Regions from separate parts of the Homo sapiens genome. Here region 2 is linked to region 1. A link is an interaction called in ENCODE POLR2A ChIA-PET data of the cell type or tissue named here. Cell type or tissue: OCI-LY7. All regions are shown on one strand. Links, peaks and the distances in the headings refer to the core of each region. The heading gives the core; the rest is flanking DNA.

Region 1 (9,833 bases), core at 1,762-5,761:
GCCAGCAATTTTCAGGAGGAAGTCATTGGATGTGGACAACCTCATGGGATGAATCTTTTTTTTTTTTTTTTGAGACGGAGTCTCGCTCTGTCACCCAGACTGGAGTGCAGTGGCATGATCTCGGCTCACTGCAGGATCTGCCTCCTGGGGTCATGCCATTCTATGGGATGAATCTTTAACTAAGCTTTTGAAAGAAAGGATGGGAATTTGATAGTCATATTTGGAAGAACCCAGGAGGGCAGGAATGTGGATAAGAAATCAAGGAGGTGGCCGGGTATGGTGGCTCATGCCTATAATCCCAGCACTTTGAGAGGCCGAGGTGGGCAGATCGCTTGAGGCCAAGAAATCAAGACCAGCCTGGCCAACATGACAAAACCTTGTTTCTACTAAAATACAAAAATTAGCTGGGCATGGTGGCACACACCTGTAGTCCCAGCTTCTTGGGAGGCTGAGGCATGAGGATGGCTTGAACCCAGGAGGCAGAGGTTGCAGTGAGCCAAGATCACACCACTGTACTGTAGCCTGGGTGACAGAGCAATACTCTGTCTCAAAAAAAAAAAAAAACCCAAACAAAAAAAACAAATCAAGGAGGGGTACTTGGCCAAGTAGATGTAGATAAGGAATATGAAAGGAAGAGAGGTAGAATGATAAGGAGGTGGGTGCATGTGGGCTGATGATGTCACTGCTGGTAGTATGTCTAGCCTGCATAGCTCCTTCTCCCCTGGAGTCCGTATTGGTGAGTCCTTACTGGTAAATATTCATGTGAAATCCTGTTGCCACTTGTCCCTGGTTCTGGAAGATGACTAGAGTTGCTATACGTTGTAGTCGGTGAGCCATGCAGAACCATACATGTTGAGAGTGATGGCAGCTTTCCTAAAAGGCTGGCAGAGCCCAGTACATAAAGCTCCAGTGGGCAATGCCACCTTTCTTATGTGGGCCTAGTTGATAGAGATGTTGGAAAGAGAACATTCAGTCCTGTGTTCTCTAGAACTACTTGCTGAGGCCATTAAATGCCACCCTCTCCCCAGGAATGACAGTGAGAAGCAAAGATTACTCTACAGCTCCACAAAGATTTTTCATAACAACTGTCCCTGAAAAGTAGTATTGAATATATGATGAGCTCGTTATTTAATGGCTGATTCATTTGAACCATCCACTTATAAATTAGTCTTTTCCGTAATTGGTATATTTAACAAAATGGGAATTTACTTAAAGATTGTGTGTTTGCACACATGGGGTGTTATATCTATTGCCATTTATTTATTCATTTAACATTAAATTCCATGGGCTGCTTTGGAAGATTTCTGCTCAGGTACCTCCTGTTCAAACTTCTTAAGATAATTTATCACCTAGTTATAATTGAAATGGAATCAAGTCTTTTATAATTTTGAATCACATTCATCTCTAGCATCTAATTGTGCATGTGGTTACCTGCTGCTTTGCACACTTTTCTCTGCCATGTATCTCTGTATCTTGTTCTCAAAGCCTCATTCCAGTCTGTTCTTAAATGCCAGCTTCTCAGAGAAGCCTTCCTGACTCTCCGGTCTAAAGTAGCAGCACCCCATCTATCACTCTATAATCTTATCTTGTTTTGTTTTCCTTTACTGCACTTCTTAATATTTGGAAATTATGTTTTAAAAAATGATTTCCTATCTGTTTTCCTTATGACAATAGAAGCTCCATGAAGCGGAGATTTGGGTTCATGGAGCCCATAAGGCCTCAGCCCATAGGAGAAACAGACAAGTTGTACTGGGGATTAAATTCCATTAAATTTTCCATTAAATTCATATCTCGGGTGGATCATACCTTGCACATAGTAGGCACTTGATAAATATTTGTTGAATAAATTGGTAATTTGATATTCACAGGCTTTGTGAGATTGGTGGAAAGGAAACTGTATTGTAAAGATGGCCAGGCATGGTGGCTCATGCCTGTAATCCCAGCACTTTAGGAGGCTGAGTTGGTGATCCAGCCTAGGCTACGGAGAGAGACCCCATCTCTTAAAAAAAAGAAAAAAAAAAAAGAGAGAAAAAGAGGCCGGGCACGGTGGCTCATGCCTGTAATCCCAGCACTTTAGGAGGCTGAGGTGGTCACATCACCTGAGGTCGGGAGTTTGAGACCAGGCTGGCCAACATGGTGAAACCCCATGTCTACTAAAAAAACAAAAAGACGAAAATTAGCCAGGTGTGGTGGCAGGTGCCTGTAATCCCAGCTATTCGGGAGGCTGAGGCAGGAGAATCACTTGAACCCAGGAGGCGGAGGTTGCGGTGAGCTGAGATTGCGCCACTGCACTCCAGCCTGGGCGACAAGAGCTAGACTCCGTCTTCAAAAAAGAAAGATGAGGAAACTAAGGTGCAGGGAGGTTTAGTAGCTAGCTTTGTGGTCTGCAGCAGGGCAGCCTCCAGCTGGAGCTGGAACAACACTTACTCATAGTTAAGTGTGTTTCCCCTTGGTTCATGGCAGACTTGATGACAAGCAACAGTTATCTTATGGCCTGAACGTCTCCTACAAATCAAGCAAAGAGGAATCACCTATATTTTAATCCTCTCCAACCACTGTTTCCTCTTCTGCAAGTTACAATTAAATTCTTAAGGCCAGGAATGTGGCTCACGCCTGTAATCCCAGGTGTGGGATCCTACTTTTGGGTGGCCAAGGTGGGCAGATTGCTTGAGCTCAAGGGTTTGAGACCAGCCTGGGCAACATAATGAGACCCCATCTCTATAAAAATACAAAAATTAGCTGGGCATGGTGGCACATGTCTGTAGTCCTAGCTACTCAGGAGGCTGAAGCAGGAGGATCACTTGAGTCCAGGAGGTCGAGGCTGTGGTGAGCCGTGAGTGTGCTGCTGCACTGTAGTTTGGGTGACAGAGTGAGACCCTGTCTCAAAAAACAAGACAAAACAAAAAAACTCAGGAAGGTATATGAGTGTTATGAGATCAGTGAGTTAAAAGCTACAAAGTGAGACAAAGTTTTAGCATATATTCTAGAAGTCTGTATTATATTAGTAAACTTAAAAATCAATTGTATATGAAGGCATTCTTTAAACTACTATTTATATTTTTTGTTACTTTGTGGCCCACTTTAAAGTCTACAATAGACTTTCTTTAATTGTTCCTTTACCATTTAGGCTTATTTTTTATTTATTTTTATTTTATTTTATTTTTTTGAGATGGAGTCTCACTCTGTAGCCCAGGCTGGAGTGCAGTGGCATGATCTCAGCTCACCGCGACTTCCATCTCCAGGTTCAAGTGATTCTCCTGCCTCAGTCTCCCAAGTAGCTGAGATTACAGGCATGTACCACCACACCGAGCTAATTTTTGTATTTTTAGTAGAGATGGGGTCTCGCCATGTTGGCAAGGCTGGTCTCAAACTCCTGACCTCAAGTGATCCATCCTCCTCGGCCTCCCAAAGTGCTGGGATTACAGGCATGAGCCATTGTGTCCGGCTTTAGACTTATTTTTTTTTGTTTTTGTTTTTTGTTTTTTTGTTTTTTTTTTGAGACGGTGTCTCGCTCTGTCACCTAGGCTGCAGTGCAGTGGCGCGATCTTGGCTCACTGCAATCTCCGCCTCCTGGGTTCAAGCAATTCTCTGCCTCAGCCTCCTGAGTAGCTGGGATTACAGGGGTCTGCCACCATACGCAGCTAATTTTTGTATCTTTAGTAGAGACGGGGTTTTACCATCTTGGCCAGGCTGGTCTTGAATTCCTGACCTCGTGATCCACCCTCATCGGCCTTCCAAAGTGCTGGGATTGATTACAGATGTGAAGGAGATGGATGCATTTATTTTGGAAAAAAGTGTGAATAATGTCTCTAATGGTCCACTTGGAACAATACATCACCTAATATCAGGAGGAGGTTTAGGGTAATCTTGTCAGTAACCTCAGGGCAAGTTGTATGGGGTTGCTTCCATTAAATTCCATGCCATCCTAATCAGTCCCCATGCGTTGTGTACTCTTGGCTTGTGCAGCTTTTTGCGAGGTTTGTGTGGTATGCAGGAGGTTCCAGAAGTACAAGGATGAGACCTGAGTAATATCATAGTGATTGATGGTGGCAGTGCCAATTTGCATCAGCTCTGACAAGCTGGTGTTGAAACTAGATGGCAGAATGCCAAAGATGCCAAGGTCAGCATACTTTGAAATAATGAAGTGAGTCATGTAACCCAGGATTGGCACATACTCACAGGACTACCTGACTCATCCCACCTCGAAAGGAACACATCTGTGAGCACCGGTTAGGGGCCTGTGGCCACTTCTCTGCTACATGTGCAAAAGGAAGCAAAAGCCACAAGGAGCCCTTTTCTTGTTGAGGAGACAGATATTAAGTGAAAGAAAAATTAAAATGAATAATCAAGCATGAAGTCAATGCAGAGAGAAACCATTGTGAGCCAGGGGGAGGTGAAAGGGTGGGAGAGAGACCCAGCCCAGATAGAGGGAACAGAGTAAAACCAAGCAGAGAAGCAAAACTGTTGTGAGCCAGACGTGAGAGTAGTTTAGAACATGGACCTGGGCACCAGACTGCCTGGGTTTGAACCCTGATGTGTGACTATGGGGAGGTTACTTATGCTTTACAAGCCTCAGATTTCGCAGCTGTAATGTGGAGACAGTGATATATGTCAACTTTTTCCGTTTACTCAACAAATTGTTATTTAATGTGCCAGGTGTTGATTTAGATGCTGGTGATACAGTGACAGATGGGTCCTTATTCTTGCAGAGCTTGCTTTCTGGTAGCAGAAGCAGACAATAAGCCAGAAAATAACAGAAAGTGGTAAGTGCCTCGCAGAGAATGAAAACAGAGAATTAAATGAGAATGCCTGGGGAATTCCTCTAGATACATGCCCAGGAAATCCTTCTGCAGAAGGGACACGGACCGAGGCCTGCATGATAAGAAGTGAGGAAGAGGGTGCCGTGCAAAGACTCTGGGGCCAGAAGTGGCTTGTCGTGTGTGAGGCCTGTCAGGAGACCTGTGTGGCTAGATGGAGGTGGGTGGGGTGGGGGGTATGAGTGTAGGAGATTAGGTGGAAGGGATAAATGGGGGCCAGATTGCCAACATATAATTTTTACACAGTGATGTCAAGATCTTTAGTTCTGATACGTTTCAACAAATACGTATCAAGACAGAACTTTTCCATCCCCCTAGAAAATTTCTGCCTGCTCCTTGCCATTCAAGTCTCTCTCCCTTGGAAGCAAGCACTGATCTGATTTGTGTCACTTTAAGTTAATTTAGCTATTTTTCATATAAATGTTACCACATAGTACATACTGTTCTTTCACTCAGTATATTTTTGAGATTAATCCGTGGTGTTGGATGCATTGGTAGTTAATTTCTATTTATTGCTGAGGAGTATTCTGCTGTATGGACGTACTAGTTTGTTTATCTGTTGACTTGTTATGGACATCTGGGCTGTTTCCAGTGAATTCAAATTAGATTTCCGGTTTGAAGTGACCCCTCTGGCTGCTCTGAGAAGAATAAAGTATATGAGAGAAACAGTAGATAAAGAGGGCCAGTTGGAAGTTATTATAGTCTAGGTATGAGTAGATGGTGTCTTGGGCTAGGGTAGCAGGAATGGAGGGGTGAGAATTAGTTTGGGCTATATTGTAAGGGTAGAGGCAACAGGACTTAATTTGTTACAAGGGAGGTGGTGATGAAAAGACAGAAATGAAGGATAATGTCCAGGTTTTTGGCCTGAGCAACTGAATGGATGGTAGTTCCATTTACCAAGATAGAGAATACCATAGGAGAAGCAGGTTTGGGTAAGAATAAAGAGTTCTTTGTTGGAGGTGATACATTAGATATGTCTGTTAATAGACAAATGCTATTTTGAGGATAAAATGAAATAATGTATTTAGTAACTTGGTATAGAATCTGGGACATTCTGAATGCCTCATAGATGTCAGTTACTGTTACAATTAAAACAATGCTAAATAATAATTATTGTTTTTAATAAAGAGGCTAACCAACTTGGAGGAAAAGAGAAATATGGTCAAAGAGAAACTGGGACATAGGGTCTGCTAGGTTAGGAAGAAATGAGTTGATAGAAGGTCTTGAATTTCAGGTAGAAAATTTTGGACTGAATCCATTTGATAATAGTGTCCTTGCCTTTTAAGAAGGAGGAGGCACAAGGTATTTTAGAATGCCACAGAGGAGTTCTAGGTTTTGATGTTGGCTTCTTGTTCTTTGCCAGCTGAGTGAACTCAGGCAAGCCACACCCCTTCTCTAAGCATTGAATTACTTGTCCTACAGGGTTGTTGGGAGGGGAACATAACATGATTTGGACTGCAATTGCCTTGGAAAGTAGTAAACACAAATGCTTGACGTTCTTAAGTGGCATTTTAGAGTACAGTGATGTGAGCTGGTATTAGGAGGAAGGTTGGGAGTGGGAATGTATTGGAAGAGGGGAGGAAGTATTTCTTCTAGTTGGCTGATAAGGGCCTGAACTGGGGCCCTGGCAATGAGAATGGAGAAGGTATAGATCTGACAGAGTTTGAAAGAAGAATCAGGTGGCCTGGATGAGGGCATTGAGTGCAGATTAACCTTAGGAGCTGGGAGAAGGACAGTGCCAACAAAGGGAATAGGGTAGTTGAAAAGGGAGTATTGGGATGGAGGGCAAGCCTTTTTGTAAAACTGACTGGGCAGAAATGCTGGATGTAAGCAGTTAGAAATGAGGGCTGGAAGTTCTGCTTTACAGGTTGGGCTGGTTATGTGGATGTGAGAGTCATCATCTCAGATAATGACTGATACCATGAGAACGTGAGCTGTCCAAGGAAACAACGTATAAGGCACTACTTATTTTGCTCATCCTGGTTGATTTGGTGCCAAAACAACAGGCGGAAGGGTGAAAAATTCTATTAGTCAGCTGGTTGTCTGAACTGCTCAATGTTAGCCAAGCAGTTTGACAGATCTTTCCACTGTGTCGAAGTCTGAGCTGACTGCTCTGGCATTTTGACAGATAATTTCTGATAAATTCTGTGTGTGTGTATTAAATGGAAAGAAATTGTCTTGGATTTAGCATTCCAGGGTACTAGTTTCTAGGCCCCAGTGTCACCCAGGACCTCCTGAGGCCTTTTCAGGGGTAATGCATGCTTAGGTTTGCTCCTGGAGAGGTCACTCGGATGTAATGAAGGGTCTGGCCAACCCCTAGGCTATTTGGTAACAACTGGAGCCATTCCAGCATCTTCAGAGAGCCTGCCAAGGGGGTTCCAGACCTTTCAGTCAGCGGGACCTAATTATAATATTTAGCAAAGGGAGGGCAGTTTCTTATTCAACTCCAGCATAAACACAAGGATTTCTTCCAGACAGGGATGTCATGAAGATTTTCTGTTGATTTGATTTTGGAGTAACCATGGAGAGCATAGATGAGAAGAATTTGAATGAGGTGTTTATTTATACCTGGGTTGTTTTGTCTTGGGTCATTTCCTCATGATATGCTTTCCACTCTCTTTCTGTAGCCTTGACCACTCTTTAATATTTGTTTTTTTGATTCCTTGTGGCTTCACAGACCAAAATGGCACTCATAAATTAAGGTATTCAGCCAGGTGCGGTGGCTCACGCCTGTAATCTCAGCACTTTGGGAGGCCACGGCAGGCAGATCACCTGAGGTCAGGAGTTCAAGACCAGCCTGGCCAACATGGTGAAACCCCGTCTCTATTAAAAATACAAAAATTAGCTGGGTGTGTTGGTGGGCAATAATCTCAGCTACTCGGGAGGCTGAGGCAGGAGAATTGCTTGAACCTGGGAGGCGGACATTGCAGTGAGCCGAGATTGCGCCACTGCACCGTAGCCTGGGCAACGAGCGAGACTCTGTCTCAAAAAAAAAAAAAAAAAAAAAAGGTTTTCAGAGATGCTTCTGATAGTGAATTACCTCACTAGTTATCTTTTCTCTCTTACAATTCTATTTCTATCTCAATCCCAGGCAGTTTTGTTCTCCTGAGGGAACCCTGATCCCCACCCTGTATACTTTCCTCTTTTCACTTGTGTCAGATTTTTAAAGTTCCCATAGTTTAAAAATCCCAGCTTGAAGTCATAGCATTATGGTATCTTCTGCTGGCCTTCCATGTACAACTGTGTGAACTGGAAGGATTGTCACACAGTGGAGGAAGAAAAAGGGCTTGTGTCCCAGGGAAGGATTACTGAACCATTTAATCTGTATATGAAAAGCTAAAGTTAATTCAGGGAGAAGAGAAAGGTGTTGCTGAAGTCAAACCATCTTTATCTCTTCAAATCTTGGCTACTCAAAGAGTGGTCTTCACCCAGGAACTTTTAGAAATGTAGAATCTCAGGTTCCACCCGACACCCACTGAATCTTAATCTTCATTTTGATGAGATCTCCAGGTGATTCCTGAGTAGATTGGAGTTTGAGAAGCACTACTCCTAATTACATCAGCATAATTCAAACTGCTCATTTCCAAAGAGAAAACTTCTGGCAATCCCAGCTGCTTACAGTGGACTCCAGGTGTTGTTTTTTAAAAATATTATTAAAATATCTTGCTGGGCATGTGGCTCACACCTGTAATCCCAGCACTTTGGGAGGCTGAGGTGGGCAGATCACTTGAGGTCGGGAGTTCGAGACCAGCCTGGCCAACATGGTGAAACCCCGTCTCTACTAAAAATACAAAAATTAGCCAGGCGTGGTGGCATGCGTCTAGTAGTCCCAGCTACTCGGGAGGCTGAGGCAGGAGAATCGCTTGAACCTGGGAGGCGGAGGTTGCAGTGAGCTGAGATCATCATGCCACTGTACTCCAGCCTGGGCGACAGAGACTCTGTCTCAAAAAAAAAAAAAAAAAAAAAAAGGCCAGGCGTGGTGCCTCACGCTTGTAATCCCAGCACTTTGGGAGGCCGAGGCAGGTGGATCACGAGGTCAGGAGATCGAGACCACGGTGAAACCCCACCTCTACTACAAATACAAAAAATTAGCCAGGTGTGGTGGCGGGCGCCTGTAGTCCCAGCTACTTGGGAGGCTGAGGCAGGAGAATGGCGTGAACCTGGGAGGTGGAGCTTGCGGTGAGCCGAGATCGTACCACTGCATTCCAGCCTGGGCGACTGAGCGAGACTCCATCTCAAAACAAAAACAAAAACAAAAAAAACTTTACTGAGTTATGATTTAGGTACCATAATATTCTCTAGTTTTAAGTGTACAATTCAATGATTTTTAAGAAATTGACAAGTTGTACAATCATCACCACAATCTACCTTTTAGAAGATTTCCATCACCTCCAAAGGATCCTTGGGTCCATTTACAGTTAACCCTGTTCCTACCCCCCACCCCAGATGACCACTAATCTTTCTGTCTCTATAAATTTGCCTTTTCTGGATGGTCATGTAAATGGAAGTATACAGTATGTGGCCTTTTATGATGGGCTTCTTATGCCGAGTGTAATGTGTTTGAGATACATCCATGTTGTAGCATATGTCAGCACTTCTTTATCTTTCATTGCAAGTAATAATCCGTTATATGACTAGAACACATTTTGCTTATGCGTTAACTAGTTGATGGGCATTTAGATTATTTCTGCCTTTTGGCTATCATGAATAATGTTGCTGAGGCATCTGCATGCAAGTCTTAGTATGGATATATTTCTGTTTCTCTTGGGTAGATACTTAGTGGATTTGCTGGGTCATGTGGTAAATTTATGTTTAACTTTTTGAAAAAATTGTTGTTTCTTAAAAAACTGTGGGCTGGGCATGGTGGCTCACGCCTGTAGTCCCAGTACTTTGGGAGGCCAAGGCGGGCGGATCACCTGAGGTCGGGAGTCTGAGACCAACCTGACCAACAGGGAGAAACCCTGTCTCTACTAAAAATACAAAATTAGCTGGGCATGGTGGTGCATGCCTGTAATC
Region 2 (10,524 bases), core at 1,772-5,771, 140 kb after region 1:
CCTTCTCCAGCCAACAACTCCCTCGTTTTCCAAGTTAACCAGACCAACTCCATTAACCCTCAGTTTACTGCCACTGGGCAATGTGGCTTATATGTGTAGAAGCATCAAGAAGGAATGGGCAGAGAGGTTTTTTGTTGTTTGAGGTCAGAAAATTATGAAGTGGAACATGAGAGCAGAGAATAGGGCCAGCTTCATGAGCAGGCAACCGGTGCTTAGAAGGGCTGTACATTTGGTTTAATGCTCTGCTGTTGCCGTCTTGAAATGCTTAGGAGTTTATATTTGAACTTATGTTTTGTAAGTGATGTCTGATGAGACAATGGAGCAATCTTGTGAGCAGATGTGATTCATGCAATGTGTGTGTCTGTCACTGTTTCTTGCCCCATGTCATACAATGTTCAGGATGCGCACTAAATGGCCTCCATGAACCACTTATTTTGTAGTTAGGGACCTAAGTACAAAGTGCTCAGAAGGGCTCACCCTTGCCCTCTTGAAATTATTATTATTTTCTTTGAGACGGAGTTTTGCTGTGTCTCCCAGGTTGGAGTGCAGTGACATCATCTTAGCTCACTGCAACCTCTGCCTCCCAGGTTCAAGCAGTTCTCCTGCCTCAGCCTCCCAGGTAGCTGGGATTACAGGGACCCACCACTACGCCCCCTAATTTTTGTATTTTTTTGTAGAGACAGAGTTTTGCCATGTTGCCTAGGCTGGTCTCAAACTCCTGAGCTCAAGTGATCTGTCTGCCTCAGCCTTCCAAACTGGGATTACAGGCTAAGCCATCATGCCCAACCACGTTACTATATTTTCTAACCACTTACACTAAAAGTGATGGCATGAAAGGAAAAGGAAAGATAAGACATTCCACAATTCCTTTTCTTTTCAGTCTTTCTCTACTTATCGGTAAGCTGAAGGTTTTTGTCTTGGATTTTGAACAAGGAGCATCATATTTTCATTTCACATTGACCCACACAGATTATATAGCTGGCCCTGACCAAAGGCTTTGAGGTTCTGACTTTTTGAGGGGTGTCTTCCCCGTTCCCAATTTAAAAATGGGTCAGACTTCAAATCAGGTGTTTATTATAGAGCCCTAAAGAATAGAAATGGCTGAATTTAGGGGCAGTGAGGGAAAATACCACCAGAGTCCTAGCATGAGTAACTTTTGTACATCAAAATGTTCTACTGCCGCTGATTTTAGGGAACTGAATTACTGTTGGAATCAATAGCTCTTTTAAAATTTTGTGGAAACTACAACTCTTCCCAGGAAGAATGCACATATTCCTTTTTGAACAAAAATATGCATATTTCAAAGAGTACTAAATGGTGGACTGGAGTTTGAACCCAGGAAGCCTGGCTCCAAAGTCCATGCTATTAACAGCTGGACTATGTTCTGCGACTTCTCCCTTTTGTTATATCACAGTTGTACCCAGCCTAATTCAGAGATAATCCATGGTTTAATTATATCGCAAAGTACAGTGTAGGAACACATCATCTAGCTGACAAACTGAGAAGAACCTATGAAAGGGTAACCAATTAGTGAAAATTCTTTGTTTAATTTAATAGATGTTTAGAATAGTTATGGTATAATTCAAATCATTTTAACTTCTTAAAAAGCTTGCTCTCAAATGATAGTGAATATTTGTAGCTGCATTACTTTCAAGGTTTTTCAAAATGTGAATGCATGTTATTTCTACTTTCATTGGTTTTAACTTTATGATGTATTTAAAATATAATGAGCACTCACATTCTCCCCTGCAAGTTCCTAAAATCCCAATAAAACTGCTTGTTACTAATCTTTAACTGCCTTGTTCCTAACATTTATTACTATGTGCAGATTTTATGATTTTTATTTACGGAGCTGAAGTCCTGCACAGACTTGATATCTTCTTCTGATTTCTTCTTGGTGGTGGTGGTTGTTTTCTGACAGGGTTTGTCACTCTGCTGCCCAGGCTGGAGGGTAGTGGTGCGATCATGGCTTGCTGCAGCCTCAACTTCCCAGGCTCAAGTGATCCTACCACCTCAGCCTTCTGAGTAGCTGGGACCATAGGCATGCATTGCTATGTCCAGCTAATTAAAAAAAAAAAATCTGTAGAGACAGGGTCTTGCTATTTTGCCTGGGCTTGTCTCGAACTCTTGGGCTCAAACCACTCTCCTGCCTTGGCGTCCCAAAGTGCTGGGATTACAGGCATGAACCACCATGCTTGGACTTCTCCTGAATTTTTATCAATATTATTATTTTGTATTTTATTATTTCTTTCTGGTTCATGTTCTCTTGTGATCTCCTTATTTTTAAAGAAAAAAATTAAACTCCTCTCTGTTTATTTGACAATCAAAAATATATTAATGTGTCTCCTCTCTGGAATTAATATTTTAAAAAAATTTTTTGAGAAAGTTTAATACAATAGTTATCATGGAATGTGGTGCGGATTAACTTGAATAGCAATACAAAAATTAGTAATTTGGTGACCAAAATTTTCAAAACTGAAATACAGCAAGGCATCAAAATGTTTTGTGACTGTATTTTTTTGACGTCTGCTTTTATTAGTTTAGTACTTTCTTCAGCTCAATAGTGACAGGCTTTGGAGAGTTTGTACATGCATAAAGTGGGCAGAAGACTACAAGGAATAGATAGCACTTTATGCTGTTTTTATGTTTCATTTGTGTTTTTCAGAAATATGCATATGTATTGCTTTCATAAGGCTATTATTTATTGTATAGTGGAATTCATGTCTTTTTTTTTTTTTTTTTTTTTAGTGGTTCCCATTTCTCTTAGCATAGCGAGACATGTGAACAATTAGTTGAATTATAACAGCTAACACTGAATGAGGGCATACTTTCTGCCAGGAAAATACTAGTGCTTTATATGAATTAACTCATTTTATCCTTGTGATAAAGCTTATAAACCTATTTTTTCAGATGAAGAAATAGAGGCGTAATGTGGTGAATCTAGTAAGCATGAAGCCAGGTACAAGCTTTGCTGTCAATCTGACTCCAGGGCCTGTGTCCTTAATCATGATACTATATACTTTAAATACATTTACATTTATTGATGTTGCTTTGACCTTTGTCAAATCATTCAAATGTCTAAAGGCCTACCACATACAGATGTGAGGAAGTCTTTGTGATGGCTAATGTGAGTGTAAGTCCCAGAGGAAAAGGGATACATACACACATACCAGAGTTATGTCATTTTTGTTAAGGCTTTATGCTAGAAACACAAATTATTGATGCTATGTTATTTTGTTGCTAATTTTGGTTTTGTGTCATGTGCTGATATCATGAACCAGTAAACACTTATGGATCATTAAAAGGGATATAAGCATTAAAAGGACAATAAGAATAGTCGAGTACGATCAAAATCAGTGTTTAGTTCCATCTCAAGCAGCCTGGTAAGAATAAGGCAGAGAGAAATTTAACACATACGGAGAGAAGGCAATGTGAAGATGAAGATAGAAATTATAGTCATGAGGCCACAAGCCAGGCACAGAGAGGGTGATGTGAAGACTAGCAGAGGGAAAGATGTCACAAACCTAGGAATGCCGACAGCTGCCAGAAACTGGAAGAGGCAAGGAGTGGATTTCGTTCTGAGCCTCCAGAGGGAGTACCACCTGCTGACACCTTGGCTTTGGACGTCTGGCCTTCAGAACTGTGAAAGAATAAATTTCTTTCGTTTTAAGTGACCCCACTTGTGGTAATTTGTAATAGCAGCCCTAGGAAACTAACATACCACCTATCCAACAAAGGACTAGTCTTTATAATAAGTATATAAATATCCAAATTCAACAGGGAAAAAGCAAACAATCCAATTAGAAAATGTGCAAGGCTGGGCACAGTGGCTCATGCCTGTAATCCCAGCACTTTGGGAGGCCCAGGCGGGCGGATCACGAAGTCAGGAGATCAAGATCATCCTGGCCAACATGGTGAAACGCCGTCTACTAAATATACAAAAATTAGCTGGGTGTGGCACAGTGTGTGCCTGTATTTCCAGCTACTAGGGAGGCTGAGGCATGAGAATTGCTTGAACCCAGGAGGCGGAGGTTGCAGTGAGCCGAAATCATGCCACTGCATTCCATCCTGGCAACAGAGCAAGAGTCCGTCTCAAAAAAAAAAAAAAAAGAAAAAAAGAAAATGTGGAAAAGACATGCACAGAAATTTTACTAAAGAGGATAACCCGATGTCAGATAAGCCTGTGAAAAAAATGTTTTGACATGGTTAGTCGTCAGGGAAATGAAAATTAAAACCACAATGAGATAGCACTACACATCTATCAGAATAGCTAAAATAAAAAAATAATGGCAACAGCAAATGCTGGTGAGGATGCAAAGAAACTGGATCACTCAGACATTGCTGGTGGGAATATAAAATGATACAGTAACTGCAAAACAATTGACAGTTTCTTAACAAACTAAATATTTGATTACCATATAACCCAGCAGTTGCACTCTTGGGGATTTTTTCCCTTAGAGAAACAAAAACTTACGTTTGCACAAAAACTTGGACATAAGTACAGGCTTTATTGATAATAATTTAAAACTGGAATAATCCCAGATGTACTTCAAAAAGGGAATGAGAGTATGGTACATCCATACCAAGGGAAATAAATAAAAAGGAATGAACTACTGATACATAAACAGTTTGGATGAATCTCCTAGGAATTATATTGAGTGAAAAGGGTCAGTCCCAAAAGGTTACATACTGTATGATTCCATTTATATAATACTTTTTTTTCAGGGGTGAGTAACTTTATTTTGATAAAATCATAAGCTTTGAAAAAACTTGCTCACACCTGTAATCCCAGCACTTTGGGAGGCTGAGGCAGGCAGATCACCTGAGGCCGGGAGTTCGAGACCAGCCTGGCCAACATGGTGAAATCCCGTCTCTACTAAAAATACAAAAATTAGCCAGGTGTGGTGGTGCACGCCTGTAATCCCAGCTACTTGGGAGGCTGAGGCAGGAGAATCACTTGAACCTGGGAGGCAGAGTTTGCAGTGAGCTGAGATTGAGCCACTGCCCTCCAGACAGAGCGAGACTCTTGTCTCCAAAAAAAAAAAAAAAGAAAGAAAGAGAAAATACTTGCATGAGTAAAAAGAACTATTTTTTTAGTCAAAACAACCTATTGTGAAAGTTTTGCCTCATTTATTTCATCATGTTTATTTCTTTATATATAAACATAGTTTTTTTTAAGCCAGTCAAATTTAGTGGGGGGTTATATATCAACCTTAGTGACACTAATATTAATAAGTTCTGATAACCCACTACCATCAGACCAGCCTAAACATAGTTTTTTCCCCATGAATTAGTTGAGAGTAAGTTGTAGACATTATGTACCTGTACCCATAAATATATAGTCTTTGTTCCCTAAGAGCAAAGATATTTTTTACGATATAATGATCAAAATCAGGAAATTTAACATAGATATGATATTCCTACCTAAACAACAGTTTGTCTTTAAATTTTGTCAAGTTTCCCAGTAATGTTGTTTATGGCTTTTTTTTTTTTTTTTTTTTTTTGGCCCGGGATCCAATTCAGGATATTGCATTACATTCAGTTGTCACATTTCTTTATTCTTTAATCTGATCATCAAATCTTTCTTTTATCTTTCTTGGTATCAACAGTGTTTAAGAGTATAGGCCAGTCACTTTGGGAGGCCAAGGCAGGTGGATTGCTTGAGGTTGAGTTCGAGACCAGCTTGAGCAACATGGTAAAATCCTGTCTCTACAAAAAAATACAAAAACTAGCTGGCAACAGTGGTATGCACCTGCAGTCCTAGCTGCTTGGGAAACTGAGGCAGGAGAATCGCTTGAGCCTGGGAGGCAGATGTTGCAGTGAACCAAGATCACACCATTGCAATCCAGTTTTGGCAATGGGAATGAAATTGTCTCAAAAAAAAAAAAAAGTATGGGGCAGTTATTTTGTAGAATGTCCCCCAGTTTGGGTTTCTCCAGTGCTTCCTTGAAGTTAGATTCAGGTTATTCATTTTTGACAGGAATACAAAGTGGTGTTTGCTCTTTCTGTGCATCATATCTAGAGACCTATGCTATCTATAGGTTTAATTACTGGTGATTTCTTTAAATAAATGAGAATTAATTTAATCACTTTGAACTATTACATCAGTTTCAGAGGCAAACCAACTTCTGAGCTTTTTCATTATATTCACTTATTCCTTCAGTCATCATCTCATTTATATAAGTTTTTCTTCTTTTTTTTAACTTTTATTTTAGGTTGGAGGGTATATATGAAGGTTTGTTACATAGGTAAACTCATGTCACAGGGGTTTGTTGCACAGATTATTTCTTCACCCAGGTAGTAAACCCAGTACCCCTCAGTGTTTGTTGTTCCCCTCTTTCTGTTCATGAGTCCTCATCATTTAGCTCTCACTTATAATTGAGAACATGCGGTATAAGGTTTTCTGTTGCTGCATTAATTTGCTAAGGATAATAGGCTCCAGCTCCATCCATGTTCATTTAAAAGCCATGATCTTGTTCTTTTATATGACCGCATAACATTTTTAAAATGACAAAATTTTAGAAAGGAGGGCAGACTAGTGTTTGCCATGGAATAGAAATAAAGATAGGGAGTGGTAGGAAGAAGGTAGGTATGATTTAGGGCAACCTGAAGGATCCTTGTGATATACCGTTTCCCCCCAACCTCTAAAAAATAAATAACAGATTAATTGAGATATAATTCACATACCATAAAATTCACCAATTTAAAGTGTATAATTCAATTTTTTTTGTATATTCACAGATATTTGCAACCATTCTTCCAATCAATTTTAGAAAATTTCCACCACCTCAAAAAGAAATCCTGTAAGTATTAGCAGTAATTCCCTATTTCTCCCTCTACAGCACTAGTCTACTTTCTCTCTCTAGATTTGCCTACTTGATACATTTCATATAAATGTAATCATGGAATATTTGGGCTTTTGTGACTGGCTTCTTTCACTTAGCATAATGATTTTAAGGTTTATCTATAATGTATCACATAACCATATTTCATTCCCTTGTATTGTCCAATGAAATATGCCATTGTATTTTTCTGCCACTTTGTATTTATCCATTTATATGCTAATGGATATTTAGCTTGTTTTTTTCTTTTTAACTATTATGAATAATGCATCTATGAACAATTGTGTACAGGTTTTTGTATGGACATATATTCTCATTTCTCTTGGATATATATTAAGAATGGAGTTGCTGGGTCACATAGTAACTCTATGTTTAATCATCTGAGGAATTGCCAGATTGCTTTCCCAAGCAGCTGCACCATTTTACTTTCCCACCAGCAGTACATGAGGGTTCCAATTTCTCTGTTTACGCACCAACACTTGTCATTATCTTTCTTCTTGATTCTAGCCATCCTAGTGGGTATGAATGGTATCTCACTGTGGATTTCATTTGCATTTCTCTGATGGTTAATGATATCAAGCATCTTTTCATGTACTTATGAGTCATTTGTATATCTTATCTGGAGGAATGTCTATGAGACAGTTTGCTCATTTTTAAAAATTGGGTTGTCTTTATTATTGAGTTGTAAGCGTTCTTTACATATTTTAAATAAAAATCCTTTACCAGATAAATGATTTACAAAAATTTTTTCCCATTCTGTGGGTTGTCCTTTCACTTCCTTTCTTTCTTTTTTTTTTTTCTGGGGTGGAGTTTCACTCTTGTCGCCCAGGCTGAAGTGCAGTGGCACAATCCTGGCTCACTGCAACTTCTGCCCCCACTTTGGATTCAAGCGATTCTCCTGCCTCAGCATCCCAAGTAGCTGGGATTACAGGCATGCACCACCATGCCTGGCTAATTTTTGTATTTTCCGTAGAGACGGAGTTTTGCCATGTTGGCCAGGCTGGTCTCGAACTCCTGACCTCAGGTGATCTCTCCGCCTCAGCCTTCCAAAGCGCTGGGATTACAGGCGTGAGCCACCGTGCCCAACCTTTTTTGTTTTGTTTTGTTTTAGAGTCAGAGTCTCCCTCTGTTGCTTAAAGTCCTGGCTTCAAGGTATCCTCCCACCTCAGCCTCCTAAGTAGCTGGAATTATAGGCTCAAACCACATGCCTGGTTCTTTCACTTTCTTAATGGAGTACTTTGAAGCACAAAATTTTAAATTTCCATAACTTTATTGAAAATTTAATTCTCAATTACTACTGATTTATTTATTTGCTGTTCCTTGTGGTTTTAATGTCATCTCTCAGAAATCATTGACTAATACAAGGTTGCAAAGATTTATATCTATATTTTCTTTTAAGAGTTTTATAGTTTTACTTCTTACATTTAGACCCTTGTGTTTTATCTCCACTGTGGTAGTGGATATATAAGCTTACACAGGCAATAATATAACTTAACACACACACACACATACACAAAATACACAAAACAGATGAATGCTAGTCAAACTGAGGAAATCTGACTAAGATTTCAATGTCAATATCCTGGATATGATATTATATGATAGTTTTGCAAAATGTTACCAACAGGGTAAATTGGGCAAAGTGTGAGAGGGATTTCTTTGTATTATTTTTTACAGCTATATGAGAATCTAAAATTAGCTCAATAAAAATTTTAATTAAGAATAATAGTCTGTGGAAATTGCTACTTTTCCTTTTCTTTATTCAAATTGTGGGTAGTAACCTTTTGAATTTTTTTTTTCCATCTGAAGGGGAACACTGGAGTAATCATTGCTAGGCAAATTAAGAGCATTGTGTGGGTATAGATAATTCTTGTCTTTAAAAGTAAACAACAGGCATATAATAGTTATGGTGTTAATTCTAAATATACACCTAGCACTGTTTTAATGTATAGTACTGATTTTGATTTCTACCAATTGCTTTATCACAATGGCATATGTAAGTGCAAATTTGGTAGGGAGGAATAATTTTAGGTGGACCAATAACTTATACAAGTAATCGTATGTTGTAGTATATTATGCTTAATGTAAAATAAGAAGTAAATAAAGACACAAATGATCTAATTAATTCTTTAAATTTATGAGTTTTCTGGTATATAAACACTTATAGAAGGGTATACCATAATCCTCTATGTAGATAGCTTTTGCTGACATTATTAAAAATTAGGTAATAATTTACTTACCTATTAGCATATAATAAACATACATAGATTTAGCAAGAAAAATTGTGAAAAAGTTTAAAGTAGTTAAAAAATATTACTATGTGTCATCTCGAGTGTGGTCTTCCAGCTTATCTCAGCTTCTCATTGTTTTGGAGCTATTTTACAACTTTATATATTGTAGAAAATAGGGAATAATGCAAATGATTTTTTTGTCCATAGAAATGCAGATGATTGTGTCCAGTAGAATTCAATTAATTGTTGTCCTGAGGATAGATCTATTTTTCAGCTATTTACAAATTCATTTTAGTATTCCTGATTTTCCATATTCATGTGATTCTTCAAATTCTCCTTTGAACTGGTTATAACATCTTACTGATTTTCTCAATAATTGATGAGTTAAATCAAATTCTGACATCAATTCATTTTAATTTGTATGAGTCATGATTTTACCTCTAAAAAAATCCTTTAATAGATGGCTACAATATTCAAACAGTACAAAATAGAATAAAATGAAAAGTGAAAATCTTCTTCCCAGCTGGTGTCATCTTCATGGGCCTTATAGTCCCGTGGTGAAGACAGATGTTTATCCGAGAATGTAAGATAAATGTAAAACTATAATTCTGATAAATGTGATGAAAAAGAGGAACACAGTACTGCGAGAGCATACATAACAGGGTGACAACTTAGCCAGGGGGATCTGGGAAGTCTTCTCTGAAATAATAACAAGTGGCCTGAGATGTGACTATAGGTAGAGAGAACCATTATTTATTAATATAAAATGAGACCCAATTGCTTCCTCCATTAATGCTTGGTGGTAGATTGTAGGCATAAAAAAAAAAACAAAGTACCTGGGTTGATGCAGGCCTAGGAGAGAAGGATAGAGGGTAATTTTAGGGTACTGGCAAGAATATTACTAAAATAATCGTTCATGGAATTTAAGATAGGTAAGTAAGCAAGTAAAAAAAAAAACAAAGCTGATGGGTGGTTAAGACTAATGGCTTGAAAGAAAATAGAAGTATTCATAAACTTGAAGTTCTGATAAAGTTAACAATACAAATTAGAAGGAAAGACTCTTATTAGAGGAGCCTGGGTTGTTTGAAGAGCAGTTACAGAAAATGAAAAGTTCAAGGTGTCCCATCGGAGTGGGTGGCGAGGGTAAAATCAAGGACATTGGAGATGAAGAAGACAAGGATCTAGGAGGTCATTTATTTGATTGCTTGCCTATATGGACACTGAGGTACCCTGGCATTTATGGCAGGGATTGACGGTGAGTCACTTGACAAGTCACAGCTGAATGTGGGGAGTGACTTGAAAGAGTTATAAACAGGAAAAGGTAAGGGGAGGAGTAATGGCCTGGAGGAAGTCCAAAGGTGCAAGGAATGAATCTACCACCACCTGAGAGGGCTACAGGGCCTGGAGTGCCATTGGGAAAAATCTCAATTTAAGTTGATTCAAGCTGTCCT

What was found. Peaks named below come from ENCODE experiments on the same cell type or tissue, not always from the same donor. Only the 100,000 strongest peaks of a DNase experiment are listed, where the experiment ranks them.
Region 2: POLR2A ChIA-PET joins it to region 1 with 6 read pairs; 19 of 35 experiments call an interaction of 5 or more read pairs at or near these places.

What each region holds. Positions count from the first base shown.
Region 1 is chr3:20,050,651-20,060,483 of GRCh38, forward strand. The region is part of intron 1 of KAT2B (lysine acetyltransferase 2B); the gene reads left to right. Among named protein-coding and RNA genes, the nearest start is that of KAT2B, 15 kb to the left of the region's middle. RefSeq lists enhancers at 4,308-4,547, 8,263-8,432. In OCI-LY7, for the core only: no CTCF peak of the experiment used is centred there; DNase peaks (open chromatin) are centred at 4,161 and 4,621; H3K4me3 peaks cover 1,950 bases; H3K27ac peaks cover 1,424 bases.
Region 2 is chr3:20,187,609-20,198,132 of GRCh38, forward strand. It overlaps the pseudogene RNY4P22. Among named protein-coding and RNA genes, the nearest start is that of SGO1, 6.7 kb to the left of the region's middle. In OCI-LY7, for the core only: no CTCF peak of the experiment used is centred there; no DNase peak of the experiment used is centred there.